Linked DNA regions of Homo sapiens: region 2 is linked to region 1. The links are chromatin contacts, found by Hi-C or POLR2A ChIA-PET in ENCODE. All regions are on one chromosome and are shown on one strand. Each heading gives the region's core, a stretch centred on a gene start or an enhancer-like site at or near the end of the contact. The rest is flanking DNA. Distances are from core to core; before and after follow the strand shown. Region 1 has its middle 19 kb from the start of MTCL1. Region 2 overlaps MTCL1 (microtubule crosslinking factor 1).

The links. Hi-C counts contacts between places; a loop is a spot of excess contacts on that map. ChIA-PET counts read pairs that join two places held with the same protein, here RNA polymerase II (POLR2A). Pooled maps may share reads with other maps.
Region 2: a map of endothelial cell of hepatic sinusoid shows a loop between it and region 1 (2.9-fold over the local background). The contact joins two enhancer-like sites. A Hi-C loop is called at or near these places in 4 of 168 maps with a recorded cell type or tissue (CD4-positive, alpha-beta memory T cell, Panc1, endothelial cell of hepatic sinusoid and 1 more) and 5 of 50 pooled maps. POLR2A ChIA-PET finds 5 or more read pairs at or near these places in 5 of 52 experiments (A549, BJ, CD8-positive, alpha-beta memory T cell and 2 more).

Annotation. Positions count from the first base shown.
Region 1 is chr18:8,683,250-8,689,573 of GRCh38, reverse strand. It overlaps the pseudogene TOMM20P3. Among named protein-coding and RNA genes, the nearest start is that of MTCL1, 19 kb to the left of the region's middle. Within about 2 kb of position 4,098, at least 3 of the 41 ENCODE cell types and tissues checked have a DNase peak (open chromatin) inside an H3K27ac peak, as active enhancers do.
Region 2 is chr18:8,764,124-8,770,447 of GRCh38, reverse strand. All of the region lies in intron 3 of MTCL1 (microtubule crosslinking factor 1), which reads right to left. Among named protein-coding and RNA genes, the nearest start is that of GACAT2, 60 kb to the right of the region's middle. RefSeq lists enhancers at 3,164-3,761, 3,762-4,361. Within about 2 kb of position 4,049, at least 2 of the 41 ENCODE cell types and tissues checked have a DNase peak (open chromatin) inside an H3K27ac peak, as active enhancers do.

The sequences.
Region 1 (6,324 bases), core at 2,849-5,348:
TGACTTGGCTTATTAGGTCATAGATGGAAACATTTTCAGCTGCTTATCTCCCGTGGCAGTTTCTCCACATTACTGAGTGGGGAAAGACTTGCCACAATCCCCCTATTCCTGTTTGTCTGTCTTGAAGGCCAGTGGGGTCTCCCAGGAGCTATGTTCTGATCGAGACTCTGATCCAAGCAGGGAGAAGAGGGAAGGCCAGGAGCATGAGCCTGAAATTCTAACAGGAAGTGTCTTCTAGAAGGCAGAGGAACAGGCAGATGCTTAGAGATGAGAAGCCTCCTTGTCTGCACTGCTTTTCTGCTCCTTTAAATTGATATTGGGCTCCAAAGGTTCATCTTTGAACTCCCTCTCCTTCCCCTTCCCCAAAGACTTCTGAGCCATCTGTCTTGAGACTCCACCTTTGTTGAGCATCTACTGCATGCCGGGTACAGCCAGCACCCATCCCTGTCATTGTGCCCCTTCCTTAGCCCCTCAGATCTACCCCACACACCCACCCAAGCTCTCCTAAGTCCTCAGTGATGACCAACTTCCAATTTGCTGTCCTTGCATGTGTGGCTGGCGTCACCGCACAGCTTGGGAGGGAGAAGCCCCAACCGGGGCCTTTGCCGTAGGAACCAGCACATTCCCACGTTTCTCCTGCACGAATAACCACAGCGTGTGCAGATTTCAGGATAAGTCTCACAGCAGCACTTCCAGTTGCTGAGAAATTTCTTGAATAAAGGAGAAATATATGTATTTATTTTTGCTGTGCAAAAGTATCAATGTTTCCCTCCAAATATTCAACCTGAGTGTTTACTTTTATAATTTTTAAATTTAAGGACAGAATATACCACATCAGTTGCTGTTAAGTACGCTGCAAATCTCAAATGAGGGGGGAAATAGAAAAAAGACACATCCATGTTTTCACTCCTGATTTCACAATGTTCATATGACCTTTGTTGCTGTCAGACAGCTCGTGAATTCAGTGAAATATAAACATCTTGATAATGGTTAATTTGGTCGGGAACTAACTAGAAGGCCAACTTGAATGTACAAAATGCCCATTTTTTTTTTCCAATTTAAGAAATGCAGCCTTTTATGTACAGTAATAATAGGAACTAAGCAGCAGATGTTCATTGCTGATTTAGGAATTGAGACCCTGACGCCACAGTCTACAAAAGACGCTGGGCCAGAACAGTGCCGTCATAGCCAGGGTACGCAGGGCCCTTTTCATTGGGTACTGCATTTACTTAGGCCACAAGAGACGGAGTGACCCTACCTTCAAGAACAGGCTGTGAGAACAAAGAAAGACACAGAAGCTTGCCAAGGAGAGAGCTGAGCTTTGCAAGTGACCTGACCTTAAAGTTGCTGAAGCTGTTCAGAAATCTTCTTTGAAGAAATACAGCTCAGAGAAGAGTTACTAGCTCAAGGTGAGTGTGAGAAGGACATGGAGCATCTGATGACAGGGAGTGCTGGGTGTGGACAGTTACTGCGAGTGTCCAGTGGTCCAATGCTCCTGAGTAAACTCCCAACAATTATCAGAAAATTGTAAGCACTCAGAGCTCTGCTAAAGATGTGGAATGATAAACAAATGCCAACACAATAAAATCTCAGTTAAAAATATTAGTGAAATAGGCCAGGCACGGTGGCTCACATCTGTAATCCCAGCATTTTGGGAGGCCAAGGTGGGCAGATCACCTGAGGTCAGGAGTTTGAGACCAGCCTGGCCAACATGGCGAAACCCTGTCTCTACTAAAAATACAAAAAGTAGCCGGGTGTGGTGACCAAGGCCTGTAATCCCAGCTACTCCGGAGGCTGAGGCAGGAGAATCACTTGAATCCAGGAGGTGGAGATTGCAGTGAGCCGAAATAACGTCACTGCACTTTAGCCTGGGCGACAGAGCAAGACTGTCTCAAAAAAAAAAAAAATTATTGAAATACTCAGCTAAGAAGTTGAGCAGCTCTGGGGAAATAAGAGCAAATATGTTTGTTCTGGACTGTCCTGCACTGAAATCTATCAAAGGCAATGTTTAATTCATGTAGATCCATTTGTTTGTTTTATTTCTTTTTCCCAGTGAAAAGTATATTTTGATAGCAAGCTTTTCATTTTATAAGTACACTATGAGTTACCCAAAATATCATGGATTTCATTTCTTCCGAAAAACATGCAATTAAAATGCACATATAACATAATATCACTTACGTTAAAAATACCCAGTGCTCAGTTTTGAAAAATAGGCGAAAAAGTGTAGGAGAAAGCTGAAGAATGCACATTTTTAAAGCTAGTACATTTTGCTACGAATCAGAAAATTGGATGGAAACTTGAATGTGTTTGTAAAAACTGAGCATTAAAATCTTTGAGTGATTAAAAAAAAAAATGGAGACAATCTTAGTTCTGTTCCCGGTAAGCCAAGAATGACCTTCGAATGTTCTTTTCTGGGACCAGATTGACCTCAGCCGAAATCTCAACAAACCTCATTTGACTCCTCCACTCATTAGCAGAGTAAGTCTGGGCAAGTGGCAGCTCTGTGTGGCTTCCCTTACAGCATGGCAATAATAGTAATAAAATACTCACCAGAGAATTGCTGAGAGGATTAAAGGAGGTATTGCATGTAGTATTCTTCGCACATTGGAAACACGTAGCAAATTTCCCATTGATTAGCTCTGAGACCTTTGGGCATGTCATTTAACCTAACTGCGTTTCCATTCTCTCCAATTCTAAATTCTCTTTCCAAACAGCCTTCAAAGATTATAGAGAACTGTAATTAGCATATCAAGTACCAGCCTAATTCATGCCAGCTCCTGCTGTCCCTGCAATCGTGAGGCTGATATGCAAATGTCCAAGTCCCTGAATAAAGCCACCTCGCTCAACTAAGAAAACAGTGTCCCTGGTCTTGCTGACACTCTACATTTCCTTAGCAAACCTCTGTGCACTGAGAACACATAAGTACACTTCTCAGCAGCCCCGAAGGAACCAATAAGGTTGACACAATGCAGTTTGAATTTCCAGTGCTTTTCTTTGCATTCTGTGATGGGAACCGAAATGACCCTACACATGAGTAGTATCTCACCTTTCTGTAAGATGTGTGTGTTCTTTGGGAGTAAGGCAGTGGAAACTAATTCTTCTATTTGAATGGACCATTGCAACTAGCCACCATAGCCATTGAAAGCTTTTTTTTTTTTTTTTGAGATGGAATTTTGCTCTTTTACCCAGGCTGGAGTGCAATGGCGTGATCTCAGCTCACTGCAGCCTCCAACCTCCACCTCCCAGGTTCAAGTGATTCTCCTGCCTCAGCCTCCCGAGTAGCTGGGATTACAGGCAAGTGCCACCACACCCGGCTAATTTTGAATTTTTAGTAGAGACAGGGTTTCATCATGTTGGTCAGGCTGGTCTCGAACTCCTGACCCCAGGTGAGCCACCCACCTTGGCCTCCCAAAGTGCTGGGATTATAGGCGTGAGCCACCGCGCCCGGCCCATTTAAAGGTTTTTTAAACTGAAAGGGAATTTTAAGTGTCCTGAAATCACCATTAAGATGTGTATATGTGTGTGTGCGTGCGAGGCCAACGGGAATCTACAGTCAGGAAGGGCTGATTGCCTGGGTTTTAGGATCTGCTAGCCAACTCCCCTTGCCACCCAAACATCTGCACCAGCCCTAGTTAAAGCTCATTCATCCAGCAAATACATTTTGCCAAACACAGAGAACACAAAGATGACTAATCATTGCTTTGGCCCTCAAAGAGTCTCATTAAGGAGCCAGTCTAGAAGCAAGGATAACAGTATCGTGCTGCGTCGGAGGAGTTGGAGCTGCCCTGGGGCACAGAGGAAAGAGAAAGCAGTTTTCCCCTGAGGAAGACGGGAGGGGCTGGTGAGGAATGATCTAGTAAGGAGTGGCCATTTTTTTCCTTCTTAAAATGTGTGTTCCTCCAATTATGAGGGCTTCTTCCCTGCTTCTCATCCTAAAGAAAGATGCTAGCTCTTGCCATCTGTCAAGTTTTCAGGCCTCCTGTCTGGGGACAGGACATTGTCCCCGAGCTAAACGTGTCAGCAGGAGATCAGCTTGGCTAACAACTGCAAGCAAATCTGAGTCCTGCTGACTTGCTCGGGCACGTTCGCTGTGAGGAGTGCTCATGTTCACCTCCTCATTAAACTCCTTCTGGACGGGGAACCAGGCCAGCCAACAGTGTAGGGTTATCGCAGGGCCAGTGGAGCCACAGTTGGGCCTGTTGTCTGAACAAAGCTCCACAGTCCACAGTGGAAACAGTGGGAGGCTTTTCACCGGGTCACTGTCTAAGCCCCTCTCAAGGGGATCATTTATTTATTGAAGAGAGGCCACTTTGAGCCAAGAAGAATATGGAAAACTGGCATGTGGATATGTCCCCACAGGATTAACAAAAATTGCGTGCTGGGTTCTGGACAGAAATATACTTATAATCAGCATCAGGCAGGCTGCACTCCGGCCCACTGCCTTATTGCTGAAAGTCATGAAGCCGTAGACCCTGACCCATAGGTCTCCCTATTGTTTCTGAGATTTCTGACACAGGGTCAGAAGACTGTGTGAGAATTAATTTGCCTCCCCATTGTTCTTATAGACATGATCGCTGACATTAGAAGCATGAGGACTTTGTTTAACTTAAGATGTTTTTCAGACCCTGAGTTCCAGCACCCAGTTTGAAGACCCCACAGAGGAAGGGATCAGCCTGAAAACACAGCTACTTCCTCTCCCTGTCCGACGACTTCACCCTGCACTATCCCACCAACGAGCTCCATGTCTTGGCCCACTCCAAACCCTTAAAAACCCTGGCCCCAAACTCCTTGGGGAGGTGGATTTGAGGTTCCCTCCCATCTCCTTGTTCAGTGACCCTATGATTCAACCTCTTTCTCTGCTGCAACCTGGTGGTCTTAGCGGATTGACGTGCTGTGTGCATCGCGCAAGGAGCCTGTTCTGGTTACACCCTTCACTCCTGTACAACCCAACCCAAGCTCAGTCTTTAGAGGAATCCAACAAGCACTATGTGAGCTTCAGTGTCCCGAGTACAGAGGTTCTTAAATGTCATGCATGTCAGCATCACCTGGATCTCACACTGTGGGGTCCCACCTACAGAGTTTCCTATTCAGTTGTTCGATCGTGACCAGAGAATTTGCGTTTCTAGCAAGTTCCCAGGTAAGACCACTGCTGAGGAGAACATTGAGACATCTGCTGCCTCAGAGCTTGCCTCATTGTCCTTGCCTGAGAAAACTTTCAGACAATTTGTATATGAGATTAGTACAATCTTATATTCAAAGGAAAAGGCCCCTGTTAGAATAATACAATTTGTGGCTGGGCGTGGTGGCTCATGCCTGTAATCTCGGCACTTTGGGAGGCTGAGACGGGTGGATCAACTGAGGTCAGGAGTTCAAGACCAGCCTGGGCAACATGGTGAAACCCCATCTCTACTAAAAATACAAAAATTAGCCGGGAGTGGTGGTGGGTACCTGTAATCCCAGCTACTTGGGAGGCTGAGGCAGGAGAATCACTTGAACCTGGGAGGCAGAGGTTGCAGTGAGGCGAGATCGTGCCATTGCACTCCAGCCTGGGTGACAGAGCAAGACTCCATCTCAAAAAAAAAGAAAAAAAAAAAAGAATAATACAGTTTTCTCTTGGCAGGGACATTTTACAGGGAAAAAAAAAAGGTGGTTATCAGATGGTCATCAAGGGGCCAGATACAACCTGAAAAGGATGTTTGATTAAAGGTCACCTTTGTCTTGCTTGACTGGGTGAGTGAGAAACAGGTTTCCCAGAACAAGTCTTAACCCCATTAAAGTTTAATATTAAATTGCCTTAATTTTTCAAAATCAAAAATGTTGATTTCTTGTGATGAAGTCTTGCATGGTAAAAGAAAAATGAAAAAAAAAATTTAAATTAAAAAAAGTCAGTTTCTTCCCAGAAGTTTGGGGATTACATCACATAAAATTAGGTTCTGTCCCTAGATTAGATTTGGGACATACACTTTTCACTTTTTTACACCTAGAACACAAGCCCACTTGAGTCAACATTAAGTAAAAGATGGTTTTACTAAGGATATAACAGTTACTCCCTCAGGCCTCTGAGAAATGAAACAGCGTGCAGCCACATCATGCTGGAAAATCAGAGACCTCTGTCTTCTCTGCACTGTGGAGTTCCTTGTGTCTGCTTGTCTCCCCAAGCGATGTAGCCTGGCCCACTCGTGGCTTCTCTCGCCTTCTGTAATTTCTCTGCACATGGCTTTGGTCTACTGCAATAATAGCTCAAGCTATGACCACATATGACACTGCAGCTCTGTTGCCTGTAGCACATCAGCTCCTTTTCTCAGGACCTGTGTTCCAAAG
Region 2 (6,324 bases), core at 2,800-5,299, 81 kb before region 1:
CAAGCCAGAAAGAAGGTCCTCACCAGAACCCAACTCAACCCTGGACTCTGAGGCTTCCAGAACTGTGAGAAATAAATGTGTTCTTTAAGCCCCTAGCCTGTGATATTTTGTTACAGCAGCCCAAGCTGACTAAGACAATATCTAATCTAATTCAATCCTGTCAAGAGTCTGGGGAGGCATATGTTATTACCACTGAGTAACAGACAAGAAAACTAAAACACAGTCAAAAGTTGGGTAATGTTTCAAGATCCCCTAAACTTGGAGATGGGCCACCAACCTGGGCCCAACCCTAAGCCTACATTCAAGGTCACAGCCCTCAGACCCTCAGAGCTACCTTCCAGGACTCTCATAGCCCAATCGCCCATATTTGGGCTGTTTTCTGGTTTCTTAGCCCCAAATTGCCAATTTTTCTCATCCAAAAAATCTTTGCCTTTCTTTAGCAAAAGAGCACAAAGGACTATTATAGGAATGGTTACAAGTTGCTACATTCGCAGGTGCTGCATGGCTATGAAATAATATTTGTTGGCACTGATGATTTCTCAAAGGATCTGAGGCTGCAGACAGCAGAATTCCTTATTTGGAAAAGTAAGACAGAAAACTATTATTAGAGGACAAATGTTATAAGTAAATGAGGGAAAGAAGAGGAAAATTACATTGAGACACTTTGGCTAAAGAAGAGTGGGGCCATGAGCCAGAGCATGGTTCAGGATTCCCAGCATCCAAGTCAAAGAGTTTGGGAAGGCCCCAAAGGCAACAGCCTGGCCAGCAAGTGGAAGGTCAGGGTCACCAGGCCACCTGGGATGGACACAGATGCCCAGCACACCCCCTAGCAAATGCCACTTTCTCCTGCACATGCAAACTCGGGAACATGACATACATTTGCTTTGCAATATGAGCTGGTTGGCTCATTTTAACCTTTGTGATATGTACCTTGAAGCCTAGTTTTTGGAAAAAACTAGGTATGTTTTGGCTAAAACATACTATCACATAGTACTCTGAACCAAACATTGCAAAATAAACTAAATCAAAGGTAATAAAGTAAAACTGTAAATTATAACTACAGTGCAAAGAAAAATTGTAACTGATGACCATGACAAAACCATAATGATGACTGCACCAAAAACAAAGTATCCTTCCCCCAAACTGCAAGAATCCCAACTCTGTGCACATCCATGCTGGCACTTAGCAATACCATGGAGCATAGTAGGAAATATGGAATCAGAATCCTACATTTGAGAAACCCCTACAGATGGGCCCTTGGGCATTTATAAAAGTTGAAAAGTCTGTAGAAACATGACATTTGCCTGTCAGACTGAATATAAGGCTGTGTCTTTTAGAAAATATTCTGTTCCTGGCCAGGCGCGCTGGCTCATGCCTGTATTCCCCGCACTTTGGGAGGCCAAGGCGGGTGGATCACCTGAGGTCAGGAGCTCGAGACCAGCCAGGCCAACATGGTGAAACCCCATCTCTACTAAAATACAAAAATTAGCTGGGCCCACGTGCTGATGCACACCTGTAATCCCAGCTACTCGGCAGGCTGAGGCAGGAGAATTGCTTGAACCTGGGAGGTGGAGGTTGCAGTGAGCCAAGATCGCGCCACTGCACTCCAGCCTGGGTGACAGAGCGAGACTCCATCTCAAAAAAAAAAAAAAAAAAAAGAGAAGAAAAGAATCTGTTCCCACCTCTGCCATTGGTCTAATGGAAGGAAATCTACCAGTCCATCAAGAGAGGCAAATTATTTCCTAGTTTCATGAAATAAAGCAAGAGAGTTAGAACTACTTTGAAAACAAAACAAAGCTGAAAAATCATACAAATAAATGATATATTAAAATGTTGCCCTCTTTTCAGAGAAAACCCATCATCAGTTTTTCAGATGCATGTAATGTGAAAAAATATTTAACTGTCAAAGAGCACATAGGAAAGTTCTGAGTTACTCCTCATACTATTTTATATTAATCTGCCAACATACCCTACAGACCCTCTGATTTGACTTTAAGTATGATTCTAATTATAGAGTACACCATTACAGTAGTAAAACTTTGTATATACAGTTGTCAAAACTCAGTGAATGTGAACTAAGATCTGTGCATTTCTGTCCACGAGTTTACTCAAAAAAGATATAAACAAAAATTTAGCTCTAGTTAACAACATGTATTTTGGAGAAAGTGAATAGGCATCTACCATTTATTTTCAAATGCACCAAAAAATACGATGGGTAAATGAATAAAAAGATGGGTAGACAGACATGTGATAAACCAAGTATAGTACAATGTTAACATACAGTGTGAATGGTGGGGATAACAGGTGTTTTCACTACAGAACTCTTTTTGCTATCTGTTTGAAAATTTTCAAAATAAAATGTTGGGAAGAAAGAAATCAGGCACATAAATTTTCATTTGCACTAAAAGTTAATATAATATTGTGTAGCCATTAAAAATCGTGATTACTAAAAAATTTTAATGACAAAATTTTTCATAAAACATTCACCTTTTAAATGTAGGATTAAAAATATATACTTAATATCATCTCAACAAGATTAAATATTTTTGTCTTGGAAATGTTTGGAAGCAAATACACTAAAACGCTAACAGGTCTTATCAATGGGGAATAGAATTATGGATGACTTTATGTTTTTGTTTATAGATTTTTTTTCCATTCCCCCAAATAGTCAAGATTAATTTTTTTTTTTTTCAAATCAGAAAGGTTCTCATTTTTTAAGGACAATGGAATTGACCTAGCGTAATGCAAACATCCCACACCTCCATTAAACCTCTGCTCCGCCTCACCTGGAAATGATGGACAAGACTGATGGACCCCGGGTACTCAAGTCAGACAGAAATGAACAGGAGATTAAACTGCAGGATTAACCCCCAGGCAGGATTAGCTCTGTGCCACTGGGGATCATCAAATACATCTTTGTGCAGAGGACAAAGTAGGGCTTAATGTATATTTGAGGACAGTAAATGAAACTCTGAAACCCTAATTGCCTTCCCAGGCTTAAGGCTTCCTATCCAAGAGACTCTTCCACTAGGGAGGCCTAATAACACCCTGTCCGACTTACTGACCCATACCTGCCTAGGATCCTTGCTATCTGGAGCCACTGCTTGGTTCCATAAATCATCTACTAAACTGTGCTGAAATATCAAAAGCATCACTGGCTAGCATTACTCCACAAAAGCTACTGATGCCCCTTGGGCAAATCTTCAGCAATTCTCATCTCCAAGCACTGGCAGCTAGGATCCCTAGCTCTAAGCCCCAGGGCACAATACTTTAAGTGATTCAAGAGGAGGGGGTAACTTTCTGCTCCATGATCTCATGATTCTTAAGGAGCAAAAACCCTCCCTCCTCCATCAGCCTCTGCCACTGTCCTGGAAACTACAGATTATTTAATTAGGCAAGAGCAGTGAAAGCTGCAGGGAGAGGCACAGGATGCAACCTGCTCCTACAACAGGACAAACCCCTGGAGGCTAGAGAGCTGCTCTGAGGCTGCGGAAGGGGCTGGCCAGCCCTGGTCTTTGAGGTGGGTCAGCCAGTGAGGGCTGGGAATGAACAAGCTTCCCCTAAAAGGCAACCTGGAAACATAAGAAAATCACCAAAGAACAATACCCAGCCCTTGGACTAAGGATGGGCATAGGGCAGAACAGAGGGAGGGAAGTCCCAGCTGCACCTGCCCACCCTCAGCTCTGTCCTGCCCAGCCCTCTCCCAGGAAGGCGGCTGGGCCAGGGCTACAGCTGGGAGCAGGCATTCAGCAGAAAAACAAAACAGCCATGGTTTCATGTGATGAAAACCAAAGAAGTCAGTTTGATTATCTCTGGTGCTGTCTGGAATGAACACACAGGCTAAGAAAGTTAACACCCTCAACTGTCAATATCTCTGCTAGTATATTATATTTATGAGACACAACATTGCAGACAATGTTGAAAAGCAGGATCAGTTGCCAGAGCTGGTGTTTTCACTGCAGCCTTTCAACAGCTAAAGCTATCGTCTGCAAGTCCCCACTGGGGCGCCCCAGGCCCCAGCCTCTGATGCAGACCAGGGCACAGAGCCTACACAGTGTCCCTGCAGCAGCCACGGCAGAGACAGCTGCTCCTTTCTCCCAGACCTCCGACAACTCATGCTTCACCTAGTGGGGAGCTCGGTGGATCAGCTCACACAACAGGCGCTACATGGAGGATGATGGAGGAGGCCTCATGAGGCATCATTCTTTGGCACACCCTGCTGAAACGCAGGCCTGGAGTGCTCATTAACCACGCCTTTCTTGTGTGCAGCATCCGCTGCGTGCTTTTAAAACACATCAATCTCATGTTTTGTCTTCTAAATGACACCAATCTATGACCAGCTTCTCACATCTGAGAAAATCCAGATGTTGTTGGATCTTTATCTGCAAGCTATAAAAATCCAGAAGACCTCCTGTGGGTACATAAGGGTGAATGTGTGCATTATTCAGACTTGTGGCAGCATTGTGTCGGGATGGCTCCTCCTGGGGCTGTCTAGATCCATTTGTGCAATCAGGCTGGACTCTAATGGTTTCTGAGTGGACAGAAGGAAAGAGGCCCAGTCAGGGAGCTCTGTTTGCTGGAAGCTCTGCCTGCTTCCTTCTTTGATGTGGCTGCTCCCTGCTGGGACAGACCTCACATCTCCCAGGAGCCCGCATGACTACTTCTGTTCTATCACTGTTCCAAGGATGAAAGTACATGTCCCGGGTCCTTCTAATGCTTCGGTTCTCGATTTTATTATTCAACAGAATCACTCCCACCCAAAAGAGAAGAGAGAAGCTTCCTTGGAGGAAGCATGGGAGGAGTGGCTTGCCCGAGTAGCTGCAGCACCCTCCTGTTGGCACTTCCATCCCTCGTGTGGTTGGGTCCACTTCTTCCCGAGGACGGGCAGTGTGAGGCACTAACCCAGGAGAAGATGGAGGTGTGCGAAGGTTAAGTGACTTGCCCAAGGACTTGTGGGGGAGGAGGCTCTTGCTCTAGGGTGCTCTGCTTGCCCATATCACAGCTGCCTCTGGCGCACACGCAACCAGGCCACCAACAGTGCAGGGACTTGGCATGGAGGTACTTTTGCTCTTTCAATCAGTCGTCTGTTCAGCCAGTCATTTCTTGCCCCTTGGGCTCACTGGGGCAGAGCGTGAGTGTGTCTCTGGCATAGTTGCCCCAGCTTTTCATCTTCCTTCTACCTCCACCCCGCTCACAGGCTGCATCAACCTTCCTAGGGCACACAGGCCTGCTGCCACGACATTTATCCTGAGGTGCAAATGTGCTTCAAAAAACTAACTGGTGTTCAGAGAAGGAGCCACTTGGAGATCAAGCAGCAAATGGCCTGCAGGTAGGCGAAGGCCAGGGGAAGAACCTTCCTTCATCCCACCGGGTATCAACTCACTTGTTCTTCTTGCCACAAGTTCAAGCTTTGAGGCAGCCCCATGGTGCCCTAGTCACATACCTACATAGGCCACTATTTTGTTTTGACTCTTCCGGGCATTTTATTTCTTCTCTTTTTATCATTGGGAGTAATTGCACCTGTCAGTGCCTCTCAGAGTTAACTGTGTAATTTTAACTGGTTTTTAAAAGCCTCCATGACAATGCCTTTAGAAAAACTTTGAAAATTCAAAGTATAGTTTGTTTTGCATTGGATAATGCACTTTACTCCAAAGTTGACCCAACATCCTTACAAAGTCTCAGTTGTCCAGCAACCATGTGAAAGTGCCCAGGCTACGTGGGTAAAAGGGAAAGGTGAATTAAGGACATGGATGCTCACATCCAAATCCAGGCATATCGAGCCAGCCTGTGGTCTCAATTTCCTTATTTAAAAGTGGGGGGCGGGGGCAGGGGCCAGGGCCAGTGGCTCATGTCTGTAATCCCAGCACTTTGAGAGGCCGAGGCAGGTGGGTCACCTGAGGTCAAGAGTTCGAGACCAGCCTGGCCAACATGGTGAAACCCTGTCTCTACTAAAAATACAAAAAATTATCCGGGTGTGTGGTGCACACCTGTAATCCCAGCTACTTGGGAGGCTGAGGCAGGAGAATCACTTGAACCCGGGAGGCAGAGGTTGCAGTGAGCCAAGATTGCACCACCGCACTTCAGCCTGGGCAACAAGAACGAAACTCTGTCTCAAAAAAAAAAAAAAGTGAGAATAGTACCTTCCTTATATAAAGCATTCTTTTAAAGATCAAATGAAGTAATTTGCTTAACAAGTGATAACCATAAAAAGCAATATTACCCTGCCAATTATGATTCTCTTCTTGTTTAATATTTTCAAGTCCTAATCACCCCCTCCTTTTTTTCAAAGTAGAAAAAAAGACCCACTATTAATCATTTTGGCTT